Linked DNA regions of Homo sapiens: region 2 is linked to region 1. A link is an interaction called in ENCODE POLR2A ChIA-PET data of the cell type or tissue named here. Cell type or tissue: OCI-LY7. All regions are shown on one strand. Region 1 overlaps TRAF2 (TNF receptor associated factor 2). Region 2 has its middle 4.3 kb from the start of CLIC3.

The links. Peaks named below come from ENCODE experiments on the same cell type or tissue, not always from the same donor. Only the 100,000 strongest peaks of a DNase experiment are listed, where the experiment ranks them.
Region 2: POLR2A ChIA-PET joins it to region 1 with 14 read pairs; 7 of 35 experiments call an interaction of 5 or more read pairs at or near these places.

What each region holds. Positions count from the first base shown.
Region 1 is chr9:136,916,499-136,921,498 of GRCh38, forward strand. It overlaps TRAF2 (TNF receptor associated factor 2), which reads left to right. Exons shown (of 11, transcript NM_021138.4): 7 at 43-117; 8 at 3,736-4,017; 9 at 4,540-4,717. Among named protein-coding and RNA genes, the nearest start is that of FBXW5, 26 kb to the right of the region's middle. In OCI-LY7, no CTCF peak of the experiment used is centred here; no DNase peak of the experiment used is centred here.
Region 2 is chr9:136,998,406-137,003,405 of GRCh38, forward strand. No RefSeq gene overlaps it. Among named protein-coding and RNA genes, the nearest start is that of CLIC3, 4.3 kb to the left of the region's middle. RefSeq lists an enhancer at 1,761-1,880. In OCI-LY7, no CTCF peak of the experiment used is centred here; a DNase peak (open chromatin) is centred at 1,936; H3K4me3 peaks cover 519 bases.

The sequences.
Region 1 (5,000 bases):
CAGAACAGAGAAAGATGGCTCTGTGACGTCACTCCCTTGTAGTTTCAGGACCACGTCAAGACTTGTGGCAAGTGTCGAGTCCCTTGCAGATTCCACGCCATCGGCTGCCTCGAGACGGTGAGTCGGGGGGTCTGAGGTTGGGGGCCACCCCTCATCCTGGGTGTGGTCTTCACTGCCTCCAGCCCAGTGCTTCCTGGTTTCCTTCCAGCTGCTCCTCAGCCACCTCTGCAGCACTGCCTCCTCCTGCCCCGGCTGTCCGAGTGTTCCCAGCTTGGTCTCTGGGCTGGCAGCCCTGTCCACTCCCTCCTGGTGGCATTGTAGTGCCTGGCTTTGACTGCCACCTGTCTCTGAGGATGCCCAGTGTGTGTGCCCACCTGTCGCCTTGAGCCTCCCTGGGTGTTGAGTGCACGTCTCAGATGTACCCGGCCGGCTCGCCACGACCACTCCTTGGCCGCTGTCTCCCTGCCCCCATCTCACACAGAAAAGGGCAGCACTCTAACCCAGCGGCTGTCGCTGAGCCCTCCGCCACCAGCAGGCACTCGGGCCCCTCCTCTCGCCTCATGCTTCACGTTCGGGCTGACAGAGGTCTCGTCTACCCTCAAATGGTCCCCCCAGCCGTCACTGCCCTGTCCACATCATCCTCATCTCTCACTGGGACCCAGGCTCAGGCGCTTATGGGACCCCCGTTCTTTTCCGTTCTGGCCTGTTCACAGATGGAAATCGATCACAGCTCTTCCTCATGGCTTCTCATTCAGAGTGGCCTGCTCCTGTGATCTTTCCCTCCCCTCAGCTATCTCCTCTGCCCTGCTCGCTGGCCTGAGCTTCCTTGGGCATGCCCACTTGTGCCCACCCCAGGCACTTGGGCACTGGCACAATGGCCAGGCGCCTGGGTCTCTCCAGGTGGACCCCCCTGCTCCACCCCTGCAGACTCTGCCCCTCTGTCGCCAGCACCTCGTGTCTTTGTCTCTTGTCCGTCTTGCCCTGTACAACAGGAGCCCCTTGAGGTCAGGACCCTCGAGGAGTACTGGGCCCAGAGGTGGTCCCCAGCTGAGGTGTGTGCCTGATGGATGGAGAGGGGCAGGCCGTGGGTGCAGACCCTCCCCTGGCCAGCTCACTGGGCGGGCACCTTCCTTGCTTGAAGACAGGGATGTCTTGACGGCATTTGTGGTAGAGTCAGTTGCTGACTTGATTCTATGTGGCCTTAGGTATTGTGTTTTTTTCCTAATGGTGAAAAGGAGCGTGGCTGCTTCCATTTTCTTTGTCTGCGTTGGATAGTCTTCTGCTGTCCGTGTTCTTGTCTGTTTCCTGCTCTGACGTGGCATCTGCCATCTCTAGGAAGCCCAGGCTTCCCGTGCGGGAGGTTGCGTAGTGACCACCCGGGCCTCAGTGGTGCTTGCTGCCGCCACCGTGCTCCTTGTTTCTGGGCCTCTTGGTGTTGAGAAATGAGAGAGAACACAGCGTGAGTCTGTGGCGATGCTCGCTTCCCGTTTGCACAAAGGATCTCCCCGTGCTGGCACACCCACCCCAGGCTCAGCCAGGGCCTGCTTTTTCCACGCCGCGCACAGCATGGTCCCAACAGCAGCACTCTCTGAGAAAATGCAGGGCGAGCTCTCGTCCAGCTGTTTGTGTCTTGAGTGCCCTTCTGCTCTCTGGGTGGTCATGCCTCTAGCTGGGTACACATGTAGGTCCATTTGTTTCTTTTACTGTAATTTTTTTAGAGTGTTTTGTTTATATATATATATATATATATATATATATATTTATTTAATTAATTAATTTATTTATTTTTGAGGTTGAGTCTTGCTTTGTCGCCCAGGCTGGAGTGCAGTGGCATGATCTCAGCTCACTGCAACCTCTGCCTCCCGGGTTCAAACAATTCTTGTGCCTCAGCCTCCCAAGTAGGTGATAAAAGGCCCAAGTAGCTGTGATCACAGCTGTGTGCCACCACACCCGGCTAATTTTTGTATTTTTAGTAGAGATGAGGTTTCACCATGTTGCCCAGGCTGGTCTCGAACTTCTGACCTCAAGTGATCCTCCTGCCTCAGCCTCCTAAAGTGCTGGGATTACAGGCATGACCGCGCCTGGCCTCATTTTCAAATTTTGTTGTGGAAATTTGAAAATAATTTAATTGCAAAGTCAAGTCTATAAAATGAGGTATGTTTAAGGAGGCCTAGCTTCCAGCCCTGTGTTTTCACCTTCCCCTGTGGGTGGCTTTTTATTTCTTATTTTATTTTGTTTTATTTCATTTTATTTTTGAGACAGAGTCTTGCTCTGTCACCCAGGCTGGAGTGCAGTGGCGCCATCTCGGCTCACTGCAGCCTCCACCTCCTGGGTTCAAGTACTCTCCTGCCTCAGCCTTCCGGGAAGCTGGGATTACAAGCACACACCACCAGGCCCAGCTAATTTTTGTATTTTTAGTAGAGATAGGGTTTTGCCATGTTGACCAGGCTAGTCTCAAACTCCTGACCTCAGGTGATCCGCCCACTTCAGCCTCCCAAAGTACTGGGATTACAGGTGTGAGCCACTGCACCTGGCCTATTTTAATATTTATTTATTTATTTATTTATTTATTTATTTTCGAAACAGAGTCTCGCTCTGTTGGCCAGGCTGGAAGTGCAGTGGCACCATCTCAGCTCACTACAGCCTCCCTCTCCTGGGTTCAAACTATTCTCATGCCTCAGTCTCCCGAGTAGCTGGAATTACAGACATGTGCCACCATGCCCAGCTAATTTTTGTAGCTTTACTAGAGACAGGGTTTCACCATGTTGCCCAGGCTTCTCTGGAACTTGTGGGTGGCTTTTTTTTTTTTTTTTTTTTGAGACAGAGTTTCGCTCTTGTTGCCCAGACTAGAGTACAGTGGCGCGATCTCGGCTCACCACAACCTCCACCTCCCGGGTTCAAACAGTTCTGCCTCAGCCTCCCAAGTAGCTGGGATTACAGGCGTGCACCACCACGCCCTGCTAATTTTGTATTTTTAGTAGAGACAGGGTTTCTCCATGTTGGTCAGGCTAGTCTCGAACTCCCGACCTCAGGTGATCCTCCCACCTTGGCCTCCCAAAGTGCTGGGATTACAGGCGGGAGCCACCATGCCCAGTCATGAGTAGCTTTTTTAAAATGGTGTGTTGCTTTTATTTTTCTTTTCTCTTCCTTTCTGTCCCTCCCCCTCCTTCTTTCCCTCCCCTTCTTCCCTTCATCCCTTCATCTCGTCCTGTCCCGTCCCTTTTTTCTTTTCTTCCAAACAGGGTTTTGCTGTGTCAGCCAGGCAGGGATGCAGTGGTATGATCTCGGCTCACTGCAGCGTCAACCTCCTGGGCTCAAGTGATCCTCCCACCTCAGCCTCCTGAGTAGCTGGAACCACTGGCACACACCACCATGCCCAGCTAATTTTTAAAAATTTTTTGTAGACGTGGGGTTTTGCCATGTTGCCCCAGCTAGTCTCCAACTCCTGGGCCCAAATGATCCTCCCGCTTTGGCCTTCTGAAGTGCTGGAATCACAGTTGCTAGCTACTGTGCCTGGCTGCAACTAAGTTCTATAGCTTCACGTTCTTTAAACACACCTGACTTTCAGTCTGTCATACACAAGAAGGATCAGCCATGACCAGGCCACCCAGGCATCCCTATCTATGACCCTGGCCTGTCTCCTCAGCTCAGCTGAGGCCCACGTCTTGGTGGCCGTCCCCGGGTGGGAGCCGAATGGTGGATGGAGCCAGCAGCCTCCCTGCCCTGTGTCCGCAGGTAGAGGGTGAGAAACAGCAGGAGCACGAGGTGCAGTGGCTGCGGGAGCACCTGGCCATGCTACTGAGCTCGGTGCTGGAGGCAAAGCCCCTCTTGGGAGACCAGAGCCACGCGGGGTCAGAGCTCCTGCAGAGGTGCGAGAGCCTGGAGAAGAAGACGGCCACTTTTGAGAACATTGTCTGCGTCCTGAACCGGGAGGTGGAGAGGGTGGCCATGACTGCCGAGGCCTGCAGCCGGCAGCACCGGCTGGACCAAGACAAGATTGAAGCCCTGAGTAGCAAGGTTTGTGCCTGCCGGGTGGCCAGCCATGAGGAGGACAGTGTAAAGGGGGATAGTGTTCGTGCCCCAGCAGGTTCTAGCAGGTCCTGGAGCTTTAGAGCCCGGACAATGTAGAACTCCATCTGCAAACCCCAGTCCAGTGTGGTTTAGGGGAGGCTCTGGCCCCCTTCATTTCTGAGTCCTGTCATCTAAGGGGCCCAAACCCTGGAAGGTCCTAGAGGCCAGGCCGTGGGCAGGAGCCTCTTCTCTCTGATGGGAGGGCAGAGTCAGCCATGGATGGGGATGTGCATGGCCTGGTGTGGCTTCTGAGCACGCTTGCTGGCCCGGAGCTTCTGTGTGGACTTGGAGCCACCACCTCTTGGCGAGGGTGGGGTTGGGTTCTTGTGTGCAGGGAGTGGACATGAGAAACATGGAGCCCAGGGGTGCCCAAGAGCACTGTCCTGCTGGAGATCGGTGGGTGTGGGAGGCAGGGGCTCGTGCCCGCACCCCTCCTGTAAGAGGGAAGGTGGTCTTGGCACCCGGCAGGTGCAGCAGCTGGAGAGGAGCATTGGCCTCAAGGACCTGGCGATGGCTGACTTGGAGCAGAAGGTCTTGGAGATGGAGGCATCCACCTACGATGGGGTCTTCATCTGGAAGATCTCAGACTTCGCCAGGAAGCGCCAGGAAGCTGTGGCTGGCCGCATACCCGCCATCTTCTCCCCAGGTGTGGTTCTAGGACCCCCACCTCACTGCAGCTGCTGTTTACTTGGCACCTGGGTCCCCTCACCCCTGTGACCACATAGGATGGCTCCCAAGGGTGGGGCTGGGATACGACCCCCAGTGATACCGGGAGCAGCTACACCTCCCTGAGTGGCAAGTGGGGTAGCTGAATATGGGCTGGCCGGTGGGTGCCCTCGGGCAGGGGTCGGGGTAGGGGGGTTGGGCCGGCTGCCCTCCTGCCGTGCCAGCCCTCGAGGTGTGCCCCTCGTCACCCACAGCCTGGTCCT
Region 2 (5,000 bases), 82 kb after region 1:
GGAACTACAGGCGCGAGCTGCCACACCCGGCCGGTTTCCCTGTGAAGGGCAAGTGAGTGCTGGCTGCCCCACTGCGTGGCGTGGCGTGGCGTGGCGTGGCTCCGTGGCACGGCCACCACCCTGTCTATGGGAGACTCCAGTTGTGTCCAGGGAGAAGGACGGAAAAGGTGACTCCATGCATGCCCACTGCAGGGAGGGCCTGAGATTAGGTAAATGGCGTGGCTTGTGTCCCCTTAAATTTAAATTCTTAGGCTGGAGTCCTAACCCCTAGTGCCTCAGAATGTGACCTTATATGGGCCGGGCACGGTGACTCATGCCTGTAATCCCAGCAGTCTGGGAGGCCGAGGGGGGTGGATCACCTGAGGTCAGGAGTTTGAGACCAGCCTGACCAACATGGTGAAACCCCGTCTCTACTAAAAATACAAAAATTAGCCAGGCATAGTGGCAGGCACCTGTAATCCCAGCTACTCGGGAAGCTGAGGCAGGAGAAGTGCTTGAACCCGGGAGACAGAGTTGCAGTGAGCAGAGATAGTGCCACTGCATTCCAGCCTGGGCAACAGAGCAAGACTCCATCTTGGAAAAAAAATAAAGAATGTGACCTTATGTGGAAACAGGGGCTTTTTAACATTTTTTTTGAGACAGAGTCTTGCTCTGTTGCCCAGGCTGGAATGCAGTGGTGCAATCTCGGCTCACTGCAACTTCTGCCTCCTGGGTTCAAGCAATTCTACTTTCTCAGCCTCTGGAGTAGCTGGGATTACAGGTACACGTCACCACGCTGAGCTTTTTTTTTTTTTCCTTGTATTTGTAGTAGAGACAGGGTTTCACCATGTTGATCAGGCTGGTCTCGAACTCCTGACCTCAGAAGATCTACCCACCTTGGCCTCCCAAAATGCTGGGAATACAGGTGTGAGCCACCGCACCCGGCTGAAATAGGGTCTTTATAGAAGTTATCAAGTTAAAATGTGGTGAGTAGGATGTGCCCTGATCCAATATGACTGATGTCAGTATAGAAAGGCGAGTTTGGACACAGATGCACAGGGAGGGCCGCAGGCAGAAATCAGGGTGGCACATCTGTAAGCCTGGGAGCCAAGCGGATGCTCTCCAAGGCCCTTGGGAGGAAGCAGCCCTGCCCAAGCCTAGGTGCTATGTCTGACCTCCAGACTGCTAGGCAGTGAGCTTCTGTTTTTTTTGTTTTTTTTTTTTAATGAGATGCAGTCTTGCTCTGTCGCCCAGGCTGGAGTGCAGTGGCACAATCTCGGCTCACTGCAAGTTCTGCCTCCCCAGGTTCACGCCATTCTCCTGTCTCAGCCTCCCAAGTAGCTGGGACTACAGGCGCCCGCTACCACACCTGGCTAATTTTTGTATTTTTAGTAGAGACGGGGTTTCACTGCGTTAGCCAGGATGGTCTCGATCTCCTGACCTCGTGATCCGCTCGCCTCGGCCTCCCAAAGTGCTGGGATTACAGGCGTGAGCTCCCGCGCCCCGCGGTGTTGTTGTTTTAAGATGGAGTCTCACTGTCACCCAGGCTGGAGTGCAATGGCTCAATCTCGGCTCATTGCAACCCGCGCCTCACCGGCTGAAGCGATTCTCCTGCCCCAGCCTCCCGAGTAGCTGGGATTACAGGCGCCCACCACCACGCCTGGCTAATTTTTGTATTTTTAGTAGAGACGGGGTTTCACCATGTTGGTCAGGCTGGTCTCAAACTCCTGACCTCAAGTGATCCGCCCACCTCGGCCTCCCAAAGTCAGTTTCTGTTGTTTTAAACCCCTCACTTTGTGGTCCTTTGCATGGCAGCGCCAGCAAGCTAATAAGTAAAGCAGGGAGAAGCCAGGAAATGGAAGAAAATCAGCATTAGGATCTGTCATTCTGAGTCTCTACTTGAACAGAGCTGAAAAAAGACGCAAGGAGCTGTCTGTGGGATGACCCCTGACAGGCAGAAACAGGCTTTCAGTTTTGCTTCCTGTCTGTCCACACTGTTTGCATTTTCTACCACATTTTTGTAATACCACATTTTCTACCACAATTTCATAATGTTTTGAAGTAAGAACAGTATCACAGCCACTAACCTTAACTAGACCCTGGTCCCCGAGGCCACGGGGTTATCCCTAAACCTCCCGTCCCCTGCAGCCCCTGCTCCTGATTCATAGAGCCAGCGTTAGAGGGGCCCAAGCTGAGGTCCCGAGGCTGCTGCTCTGGGACTGACTGACTGGTGGGTTAGAACTCTCTCCCTCCCCAACACCCCTCCCTGTAGGCCCCTTCCAAGGGGCTCTTTTTTTTTTTTTTTTTTTTTTTTTTTGAGACAGGGTTTCACTCTGTCACCCAGGCTGGAGTGCAATGGCGCAGTCATAGCTCACTGCAGCCTCCACCTCCTGGGCTCCAGTGATCCTCCTGCCTCCGCCTGCACAGGGCCACACCCCAGTGACATTTGAGCAGCTCTGTTCTGAAGGGAGACACACACCTGTTTGGGGGGCCGGAGGGCTGGGGGCATTGGGGTATTGGTGCAAACTTGTGCAGAGATTTATCTGCTCTGTGCATGGAGAGAGCCTAGAAGCAGTGAGACCTCGGGAGCGGTGAGACCTCGGGGGCGGCGAGACATCGGGGGCGGCGTGACCTCGGGGGCGGCGAGACCTCGGGGGCGGCGGGACCTCGGGGGCGGCGGGACCTCGGGGGCAGCGAGACCTCGGGAGCAGTGTGCAGACCAGAGCTCAGATTCTGGTCCCAAAGCCCATCTTCCCTAAAAGGAACCAGGGTTCTGCTAGGGACTGAATGTGTCCTCCCCAAAATTTGTGTGTTGAAACCCTGGCCCCTAGGCCAGGCACATGGCTCACGCCTGTAATCCCAGCACTTTGGGAGGCCGAGGTGAGTGGATCACCTGAGGTTGGGAGTTCCAGACCAGCCAGACCAAAATGGGGAAACCCTGTCTCTACTAAAAATGCAAAATTAGCCGGGCGTGGTGGCACATGCCTGTAATCCCAGCTACTCGGGAGGCTAAGGCAGGAGAATCGCTTGAACCTGGGAGGCAAAGTTTCCGGTGAGCCGAGATCACTCCATTGCACTCCAGCCTGGGTGACAAAGCGAGACTCTGTCTCAAAAAAAAAAAAAAAAACAAAACAAAACCCTGTCTCCTGCAAGGTGATGGTGTTAAGAAGTGGGGTTGGCTGGGCGCGGTGGCTCAAGCCTGTAATCCCAGCACCTTGGGAGGCCGAGGCAGGCGGATCACAAGGTCAGGAGATCGAGACCATCCTGGCTAACATGGTGAAACCCCATCTCTACTAAAAATACAAAAAATTAGCCGGGCGTGGTGTCAGGCGCCTGTAGTCCCAGCTACTCAGGAGGCTGAGGCAGGAGAATGGCATGAACCCAGGAGGCGGAGCTTGCAGTGAGCCAAGATTGCGCCACTGCACTCCAGCCTGGTGACAGATCGAGACTCAAAAAAAAAAAAAAAAAAAAGAAGCGGGGTCTTTTGGAGGTGGGTAGGTCATGAAGGTGACACCCTCGAGATGACCAGAATCAGCGCCCTCATAAAAGGGACCCCGGAGAGCTCCCTCGCTCCTCCTGCCAGGTGAGGAGTCAAGGGAAGTCCACAACCCAGAAGAGCCCTCGCCAGAACCCAGCCATGCTGGCGTCCCGACCTCGGACTTCGAGCCTCCAGAGCTGTGAGGCATGAATGCCACCCGTCCAGGGTCCTTTGCACAGCAGTCCTGGTCGGACTGAGACAGGCTCCTTGGAGAGAGGCTGATTCCAGGTGTGGGGCAGGGAAGGCAGGGACGCACTCAAAACACATCAGGAGCTGGTTACGAAGACACAGAAGCCGTGCTGGAGGGGCGCCTGCTGGAGGGGCACCGCTGGCTGGACCTCAGGCCATCTGAGCATAAGACAACAGTGGATTGTGCGTTATGAATGGTTAACGTGATAAATGTTACATAGATTTTACCACCATCAAAAAATTTTAAAAGAGCCAGATGCAGTGGCTCACCCCTGTAATCCCAACACTCTGGGAGGCTGAAGTGGGAGAATCCCTTGAGCTCAGGAGTTGAAGACCAGCCTGGGCAATATAGCAAGACCCTATCTATACAAAAATAAAAATAAAAATTAGTCGTGTGTGGTGGCACATGCCTGTAAGGAGGCTGAGGCAGGAGGATCACTTGAGCCCAGGAGTTGGAGGCTGCAGTGAGCTATGATTGCACCACCACACTCCAGCCTGGGTGACAGAGCAAGACCCTGTCTCAAAATAAGTAATTAAAAGATGACAGTAATGCATGTTAACACATTAATTTTTTTAAACCTGCAAGTCTGTACTGATAGACTTTTTAAAGTGGAGGGGCCCTTGGTGAGAGAGAAATGCCAGCCAGTAGATGCAGAAATGGAATAGAGGCAGGAAATGGCCATTTTGCAGCTGCTGGCCCTGGGTGACGGGGGTCGGGGGGCGCGGCCACGCAGCACCCAGATTGCGTTCCCACATCTAAGGGAGGGAGAACTGGGCCTCAACCAGGCGGCCACATTCAGCATCACCTGCTGAGGGACAGATGGACACCTGGAGGTGACCGACACAGCGTGTCCCAGTGCTGCTCCGGCCAAAAATGTCCAACCTGCATCCAGCCAGGAGGAAATGAAGACACATCCAGAGCTCAGCCTGGGCCTGCGGAGCCTGTCCCCCTGGAAGGGCAAGAACGCCAAGGCTGGGGACGGCTCAGAGGGGCCCCGGGGAAGGCAGCAAGACACAAGGAGTGCCTCGTGGTTGGATCCTGGATTTTTATTTCCTTTTTTTGTTTGTTTGTTTGAGACAGAGTCTCACTCTGTCGCTGAGGCTGGAATGCAGTGGCACAACCTCAGCTCACCGCAACCTCCACCTCCCAGGTTCAAGCGATTCTCCTGCCTCAGCCTCCCGAGTAGCTGGGATTACAGGCATGTGCCACCACACCCGGCTAATTTTGTATTTTCAGTAGAGACAGGGTTTCTCCATATTGGTCAGCCTGGTCTTGAACTCCCAACCTCAAGTG